2 separate regions of the Homo sapiens genome follow, and region 1 is linked to region 2. Evidence: read pairs that join two places in POLR2A ChIA-PET (ENCODE). Cell type or tissue: endothelial cell of umbilical vein. All regions are shown on one strand. Each heading gives the region's core, and the rest is flanking DNA. Links, peaks and the distances in the headings are about the cores only. Region 1 has its middle 23 kb from the start of IL31. Region 2 overlaps MLXIP (MLX interacting protein).

The links. ChIA-PET counts read pairs that join two places held together with the same protein. Peaks named below come from ENCODE experiments on the same cell type or tissue, not always from the same donor. Only the 100,000 strongest peaks of a DNase experiment are listed, where the experiment ranks them.
Region 1: POLR2A ChIA-PET joins it to region 2 with 6 read pairs; 4 of 35 experiments call an interaction of 5 or more read pairs at or near these places.

What each region holds. Positions count from the first base shown.
Region 1 is chr12:122,149,174-122,153,560 of GRCh38, reverse strand. No RefSeq gene overlaps it. Among named protein-coding and RNA genes, the nearest start is that of IL31, 23 kb to the left of the region's middle. In endothelial cell of umbilical vein, for the core only: no CTCF peak of the experiment used is centred there; no DNase peak of the experiment used is centred there.
Region 2 is chr12:122,095,780-122,100,166 of GRCh38, reverse strand. All of the region lies in intron 1 of MLXIP (MLX interacting protein), which reads right to left. Among named protein-coding and RNA genes, the nearest start is that of MLXIP, 19 kb to the right of the region's middle. RefSeq lists enhancers at 900-1,553, 1,554-2,207, 2,959-3,459, 3,460-3,960 and a silencer at 2,062-2,221. In endothelial cell of umbilical vein, for the core only: no CTCF peak of the experiment used is centred there; DNase peaks (open chromatin) are centred at 1,616, 2,186 and 3,216; H3K27ac peaks cover 514 bases.

The sequences.
Region 1 (4,387 bases), core at 216-4,215, 53 kb before region 2:
GGCAAAACATGGGCCAGGCGGGGTGGCCGACTTCTGTAATCCTAGCACTTTGGGAGGCCAAAGTGGGCTTATCACTTGACGTCAGGAGTTCAAGACCAGCCTGGCCAACATGGCAAAACCCCATCTCTACTAATAATACAAAAATTAGCCAGGCGCGGTGGCGTAGACCTGTAATCCCAGATACTCAGGAGGGTGAGGCATGAGAATCGCTTGAACTCGGGAGGTGGAGGTTGCTGTGAGCCAAGATTGCGCCACTGCACTGCAGCCTGGGTGACAAAGTGAAACTGTGTCTCAAAACAACATCAACAACAACAACAACATGAATATTCAAATTGTCCAGGCAAGAGGGTTATTGTCATGGCAGTGGGAATGGGGAGAGGTGGCTGGGTCTGTGATTACAGATGCTCATGGACTTACAATGGGGTCACGTCCCAATAAACCCACTGTAAGCTGAAAATGTTAAGTAAAAAATGCATTTAATACACCTAACCTCCTGAACATCATAGCTCAGCCCAGCCTGCCTTAAAAGGGCTCGGAACACTCACAGCAGCCTACAGTTGGGCAAAAGTGCCTGGCAGCCCAGGATGCAGGAGTGTTGGCTGTCTGCCTTCATTCAGCTCACTGCCACTGCCCAGCACCACGAAGAGATCATACGGCACGTCACTAGCCTGGAAGAAGATCAAAATTCAACATCTTAAGTACAGTTTCTACTGAGTGCGTATTGCTTTTACACCATCCTAAAGTCAAAAAATCCTAAATCGCCGGGTGTGGTGGCTCACGCCTGTAATCCTAGGACTTTGGGAGGCCAAGGCGGGTGGATCATTTGAGGTCAGGAATTCAAGACCAGTCTGGCCAATATGGTGAAACCCCATCTCTACTAAAAATACAAAATTTAGCCGGGCATGGAGGTGGGCACCTGTACACCTGTAGTCCCAGCTACTAGGAAGGCTGAGGCAGGAGAATCGCTTGAACCCAGGAGGTGGAGGTTGCAGTGAGCTAAGATAACGCCACTGCACTACAGCCTGGGCTACAGAGTGAGACTCTGTCTCAAAAAAAAAAAAAGAATCCTAAGTCAGGGCCGTCTGTATTTTGGAGGTGTTATTGGCGAGACTTGCTAATAGGCTGAACGTGGGAAGAGAGGGAAAGGAAGAGGCTAGGGTGAAGTCTGAGTTTCTGGCTGGAACATTTGGGGAGACGTCAATGCCATTTATCAGGATGCAGAGTGTTTGCAGATGAGCAAGTTTTGGGCACAGAGATGGAAAGTAAGGTTAGTTAGAGGTAGAGGGACTTGAGAAAGAGAAAACTTGTGAATAGAGAGGAATGAGTCAATGAAAAAGGAGAAAAATGCAAGGGACAGAAGAGATAACTGACAAGAGAAAGCCCCAGGGGGCAGCAAAGGGAATGTCCAGGAAAAGACAAAACCTCTGCAGATGTGAGATTTGGCCACTGTTTCTGTGAAGTTTGCCCTTCCCTAAAGGGCTCTGCATGGGAGGTCGCTTCTGCCTCCTCGCCCTGGCCCCAACCCCTTTGCTGGTCCATCTCTGCTCATCCAGCTCAGTCCTGGCTCAGAAGCCAAATACCACAACCTATCACAGGTATCAACAAAGATTTTATTGTATTTGCAATAAAGTCACTGTTGTATTCTCTGAGTCTCATTAAAATACAACCTTCAGTACACACATTTGGTTTTTTTTTTTGAGGCAGAGTCTCGCTCTGACACCCAGACTGGAGTGCAATGGCATGATCTTGGCTCACTGCGAGCTCTGCCTCTAGTTTCAAGCAATTCTGCTGCCTCAGCACCCTAAGTAGCTGGGATTACAGGCACCTGCCACCATGCTCAGCTACTTTTTTTTTTTTTTTTTTTTTTTGAGTTGGAGTTTCACACCTTTTGCCCAGGCTAGAGTGCAATGGCGTGATCTTGGCTCACTGCAACCTCCGTCTCCCGGGTTCAAGCGATTCTCCTGCCTCAGCCTCCCAAGTAGCTGGGATTACAGGCATGCACCACCACCCTGGCAAATTTTGTATTTTTAGTAGAGATGGGGTTTCTCCATGTTGGTCAAGCTGGTCTTGAACTCCTGACCTCAGGTGAGCCACCCACCTCGGCCTCTCAAAGTGCTGGGATTACAGGCGTGAGCCACCGTGCCCAGCAATTTTTTGTATTTTTAGTAGAGATGAGCTTTCGCCATGTTGGCCAGTCTGGTCTCGAACTCCTGACCTCAGGTGATCCACCCGCCTCAGCCTCCCAAAGTGCTGAGATTATAGGTGGAGCCACGGTGCCCGGCCCTTTTTTTTTTTTTTTAAATGGAATCTCGCTCTGTTGCCCAGGCTGGAGTGCAATGGCACAATCTTGGCTCATTGCAACCTCTGCCTCCTGTGTTCAAGCGATCCTCCCACCCCAGCCTCCCAAGTAGCTGGGATTATTAAATGTGCGTCACCATGCCTGGCTAATTTGTGGGTGGTTTTTTTTTTTTTTTTTTTTTTTGAGATGGAGTCTCGCTCTGTCGCCCAGGCTGGAATGCAGTGGCTCAATCTCGGGTCACTGCAACCTCCGCTTCCCGGGTTCAAGCGATTCTCCTGCCTCAGCTTCCTGAGTAGCTGGGACTACAGGTGCCCGCCACCACACCCGGCTAATTTTTTGTATTTTTTGTAGAGATGGGGTTTCACCATGTTGGCCAGGCTGGTCTCAAACTCCTGACCTCAAGTGGTCCGCCCGCCTTGGCCTCCCAAAGTGCTGGGATTATAGGCGTGAGCCGCCGCACCTAGCCAGTACCCACATCTTGGTCAGAGAATAAAAAGGAAGAGTCGGTAAATACACAGCAAGTATTAGGGAAAGGAGGGACAGAAACTAGAGAAACACAGATCTCAGTACATACAGGAGAGTTGACACAGCATCATTATAGTCCACTGATGGGTGGCGCTGGGAACTTGGGAGACACCAACACGTTGGAGTCAGGGCTATGGGACAGGTGTGGGGGGCAAGTTGGGGAGGACCGCTAACCCCTGATCATTCAGGCTCCACCCCCAATGCAAAATTGTAATGCAACCAACCAGCTCTGTTCAGTACTTCCCCCAGGAGAGAAAATCAGTCAGACTAGATGAAGAGATTAGACTGCTCACTGTACCAAGCCCATTAAGGCAGGAAAGTAGACTCTTATCTTAAAAAGCTTTTCCCCCCTCTACACAATAAGGGTTTTCTAGCTAACGATTTTCAGTGAAACAGAAAATCTGATCAATCAGAATGCCCCATTCCCCAGATTTCTCATTAACTGTGATTTTGTTGCTTTTCACAAAGCCTTTGGGAACTTTTAAATGACCAACTTTGCAGGTATATATGCAATTCTGGAAATGGTATTAAAAAGCATACTTACGGCCGGGTGCCGTGGCTCATGCCTGTAATCCCAGCACTTTGGAAGGCCGAGGTGGGGGTGGATCACTTGAGGCCAGGAGTTCAAGATCAGCCTGGCCAACATGGTGAAATTCTGTCTCTACTAAAAATATAAAAATTAGCCCAGCCTGGTGGCAGGCACCTGTAGTCCCAGCTACTCGGGAGGAGGGGGTACGAGAATTGCTTGAACCCAGGAAGGCAGAGGTTACAGTGAGCTGAGACTGCACCATTGCACTCCAGCCTGGGCAACAGAGTGAGACCCTGTCTCAAAAAGAAAAAAAAAAGGCATACTTAACAGATGAAATCCATATGGTGTCTGGAATGTGCTTCAAAATAATGGAGGTGGGCGTGAGGTCTTAGAAAAAAACAAAATTGGCCCTGAGTTGATCATTGTTAAACTGGATAGTGGTCATTCATTATGATGAAGGGGCTCATTATACTATTCTCCACTTCTGTGTACTGAAGATTTTCTGAACTAAAAAGGTAGAAAGTACATGCATTAAACTTCAGGATAAGTTCAATCACACCACCCTATACAAATCTAATTTCAGATCTTTACCGAAAATAAGGGAAACCATGTTCTACAGAATCGAGTCCACATCAAGATGAAATGCTTTTCACACCATTTAGAGATTAGTCTTATAGCTACAATTACTCAAGTTGAAGTTTTGAAATTACCTACGCAGTCTTCAGAGTCAACGCCTACTGTCGCTCAACCTACCCCCTCTGATCCCCCTTTCCTCCCCTGCCCCACCAGTCCCAGGGTGTGGGCAGAGGCAGCTGGAGCAGGATGGGCTCCAGGAGAGTTCATCCACAGGCTGTCTCGATATCTGCTTCCTGCCAGGTCTGTGCGAGGTACGGCACCAGGCCCTCGTCCTGGTGGGCTCAGAATCTGGTGGGGAAGAGAAACTGAGTAATTCAACATGATCGGTGTCCTGAGAGCCGCTCCGAGGCCCGACTCCATGTGTGCGTGCACCTGTGTGGTGGGGAGGGAATATGAAG
Region 2 (4,387 bases), core at 250-4,249:
TAACCCTGTAGATAAGGTCATTTCATCTTGCCACCTGACCACCCAGCTCTGTTCACCAGGTCTACACTCCTCCTGCACTGCAGCTCCATCTTTGAGAAAAAAAAAACACTTGAACTTGGCTGTCTGGGGCAGAGACCTGACATGTTTTTGCACTCTGCATTTCCTCCTTCCTGGCTCTTCAAATGTCGGGGTATAACCACACTGCACTTGGAGAGCTATTGATTCAAATGCAGAGAAACGAAGTTCCTGACTTGGGGAGGAAATGTAGTCTCCATCTTCTCACTACAAACACCTTTCCATGTGAGCCGCCTCCACCCTCCCACCCACCAAGGGAGTTCTCCTAATGCCCTAAACTCCTTCAGGGCTGGGATTTCCACAAATATATTTGGATATGAGGACTATTCCTCATATAGCCACACAAATAGGAAACCAAGGAGGCGCAGAGGTAGGACAATGCAACCTAAGTTGGCATCAGAAAGCCAAAGCCCTGAGGCTCTGCTCCTCCCCCTGAGGGAGTTCAGCAGAGGAACTGTTCTCTCTTGCTGGTTATTTGTAGCCTGAGGCATCATACACATGATAGGGACAGACATCAGACCAAAAAGGTCATTGGGGAAATCAGCCCGGGCTGCAGGGACAGCAGGTGGGGAACCTGACCACAGCAGGCGGTCTCATGTCTGGAACAGGCTAGGGCCAAGTGAGGCTGGGGCCACCAGTGCGCAGCACGATGCCTGGAAGGGCAATGCCCCCAGGGCATTACCAAGAGGCAAGGCTGGCTGCAACAGCTGGGGTCCAGGATGCCCGCTGGCTGCCAACAGCTGGGGTCCAGGATGCCCTCTGGACCAAGAGACAGCAATCTGCTTTGCAATAGTTTGGTTTTTGTGTTTGTTTGTTTTGGGGTTTTGTTTTGGTTTGTTTTGGTTTTTTTGGAGACATGGCCTTGCTCTGTTGCCTAGGCCAGCTGAAGTGCAGTGGCACGATCATGGTTCACTGCAGCCTCAAACTCCCCAGCTGACGCCATCCTCCTACTTCAGCCTCCCAAGTAGCTGGGGCCACGGGCACATGCCACCATGACTGGCTAATTTTTTAAATAATTTTTGTAGAAGATCTTGCTATGTTGCCCAGGCTGGTCTTACACTCCTGGGCTCAAGTGATCCTCCCGCCTTGACCTCCCAAAGTGCTGGGATTACAGGCGTGAGCCACCACGCCCAGCTGCTCTGCAGTAGTTAACTCACTGTCCTAAGACGCTGTTCCCGCTGCTCCTGCTGAGCAGGGAGGCAAAGGGAAGTGGTTTCTTCTCTGGAACCAGTGGTCCTCCTCCCAGCCCACCCCCAGGATCAGCAGCAGAGGTGGAAGAAGAGAAGCCAATTTCAGAGCACCGGAGCGACGCAAACCACACCAACTGGCACTTTATTCAAAACAATGATGGCTTTGTCAAGCACAGCCCAAGAGCCAGCTGAAAAACCTGCCCTTCCCTCCTAATTTCTACCCTCAAGTCCCCGTGACTTTGAGGCACCATGTTAAAAAGGAGGAAAAAAATTACACAGAAACCAACATCAGCCAACCCATGTGACCTGACAGAAGGCAGGCCAGCTGCCCTTCCAGGATGACACATTGCTGGAGCTGGCTGTTCTGCAGCCATGGGTCGCCTACTGGGCAGCTCAAGCTCCCAGGACACATTTAAGTCTCACTGATATATTTCCAGTGATCCCAGCCAACAAAGAACAAAGAACTGAAAGAGCGCTGCTGTGTCAATCTTCCAGTCGTCTGGGAGGGCAGCACACCCCAACCTCAATCTGAGTTGCTCAGCGGGGGTGGCTGCTCCCCATCTTTCCAAGAACCTAAAAGCTGCTGCCCCAGGGCCCTCTAGGACAGGGAACAGAAGGAAAATCTCTCTGTGGGGAAGAAGTGGGGGGCACCGGAAGAATAGATGACATTATTTCTCACACCACACCCTGCCCTGCTCGCTTCATCCCTATTTTACCAATCAGGGTCAGTCATCTCCAACACCCCACAAACACACCCATAGCTCCAAGGAGCCAGCAACAAGCACACAAACAAAGATAAGCAAACAAACTTATCAGGCGCAGCGCAGCTGGCTCCACACAGGCCCTGCCAGCTCCTCTGCAAATACAGTCTCTGGTAGGCTGCCCTGAGAAGGATCTGAAGGAGGCCGTGCATAGCACCAGTGAGCTTACCTACCTGCTGGCTCACAGTACTGTGAAAGGTCAAGGCCAAGGCCAGGCCAGAGCTGAGCTGCTAACTGGGTTCTTTGCTTCCCTATGGACAAAGCCTTCTGCCAAGGTTTCTTGTGGGGAGGGGGAACCCATGGATTCCAAAACTAAAGGGAAACAGAGACTGGCCCAATAGATAAGGGAGCAGCCTGGGAGAGTAGGGAGCTGGGAGCAGGCATTCCACCGGGCCAGGAAATGGAGCCCTCAGTAAGGAACTCTCAGCAAGAACACAGCAGGGGGATGGTGGGCAGTGTGGGGACACCGGCCTTCACACAGCTGGGCCTGAGCAATTTTAATTAATTAATTACTTTTTTTTTTTTTTAGAGGCAGGGTCTCACTCTGTCACCCAGGCGGGAGTGCAGTGATCATAGTTCAGCAGCCTCCAACTTCTGGTCTCAAGAGATCCTCCCGCCTCAGCCTCCTGAGCAGCTGGGACTACAGGTGTGAGCCACCACACCTGGCTAATTTTTTAGTTTTTGTAAAAATAGGGTCTCGTTATGTTGCCCAGGATGATATGGAACTCCTGGGTTCAAGTGATCCTCCCACGTCAGCCTCCCAAAGTGCTGTGATTACAGGCGTGAGCCACCAAACCTGGCCCTGGTTATGTTTTAAAATTAAGGCTGGGTGCAGTGGCTCACACCTGTAGTGAGGCCAGGGTGACAGGACTGCTTAAGCACAGGGGTTCAACGCTGCAGTGAGCTGTGATCACACCATTGCACTCCAGCCTGGGTGACAGAGCGAGACCCTGTCCGCCCAAAAAAAACACCCATAACCAAAGTCCTCATGCCTTCGGCCAAAAGCTCCTCTGCCGAGCACTCTTCTGACAATGCAAGTGTTAGGACAGACAGGCCCACGGAAGCACCACAAGCGAGCAGCTGAGAAGCAAGGCTGCCAAGCCAGACAGCGGCATCTCCGGACTCAATCTGACAAAAAATACTTAAATCATTTTTCAGAGCGTTGAGTCAGCTCTTCCTTCCATGTACCAAGTCATTCCCCAGTTTTGTAACTTGCAGGGACATGTACCCGCAGCATTCCAGTTCCACGTGAGAGCTCACGCCAGCTGGGGGGACTCACACCTGGAATCACAACTTTCACAGAGCCTTGCTCTCCCTACCTCAGGCACAACAAACAGCCAAGGGCAGGAGTCACCTCGGGGACACCGCGGTCACAGCCTCGGGGGTCTGTCAGCAGAGCACCACAAGGCATGCAAGCTGCGGCATCAGTCCTGCGGGCATGCTGCTGACTGTGCGTTCTACCCCTGCCCCACAGCAGGCTGCTGGACAAATGTGAAAGCGCAGGAGCTTCCACTCCCGGACTCAGAATAAACAGGCCACCGTTCAGCTCCGCGCCTGCTGACCACCATTCCCCTAGACACACCTGTCCTGGGAGGGTGGGACAGTGGGACAAGGAGGGGTGCCTAAAGTGGTGATAAGAATTGCTGCCATTTTTAGAGACTTGAAAGCTTCCCAGGGTAAAGGCTCCTATCAGGAAGGAGGAGGAAGCAGACATTTTCAGAGAAAGTAGCCAACCAGGGCTATGAAAACAGAGATGAATGGAACAGGGGCCTAGAAACATGGGAGGCGTTATCAAAAACACCAGCGAAATATTCTCGGTGATCAACAGAGAGAGAGAAAATAAATAGTAGTACATCCATACAATGAAATACTATCCAGCCACTAAGAAACACTGCAGAAGCCGGGTGTGGCGGTGCACACCTGTGGTCCCAGCTACTCGGGAGGCTGAGGCGGGACGATTGCTTGAGCCCAGGAGTTCAAGGCTGCAGTGAGCTATGATCACACATTTGCAGCCCAGCCTAGGCAACAAAGTGAGACCTATCTTTAAAAAATAAAAAATTGCAGATGGATATTTTGTGGCTTGGAGGGATGTTCACACTCTATTAAATGGAAAAAATACGTGGTGGCCCAAGCCTGTAGTCCCAGCTACTCGGGAGGCTGAGGGAGAAGAATCACTTGAACCAGGGAGGCGGAGGTTGCAGTGAGCTGAGATCGCGCCACTGCACTCCAGCCTGGCGACAGAGCGAGATTCTGTCTCAAAAAAAAATAATAATAAAAATAAAAATAAGGAAAATATATATATACTCACCATGCAAAAAATAAAAATAAAAAATAAGGTCTATAAGGATAAACACTAGAGAA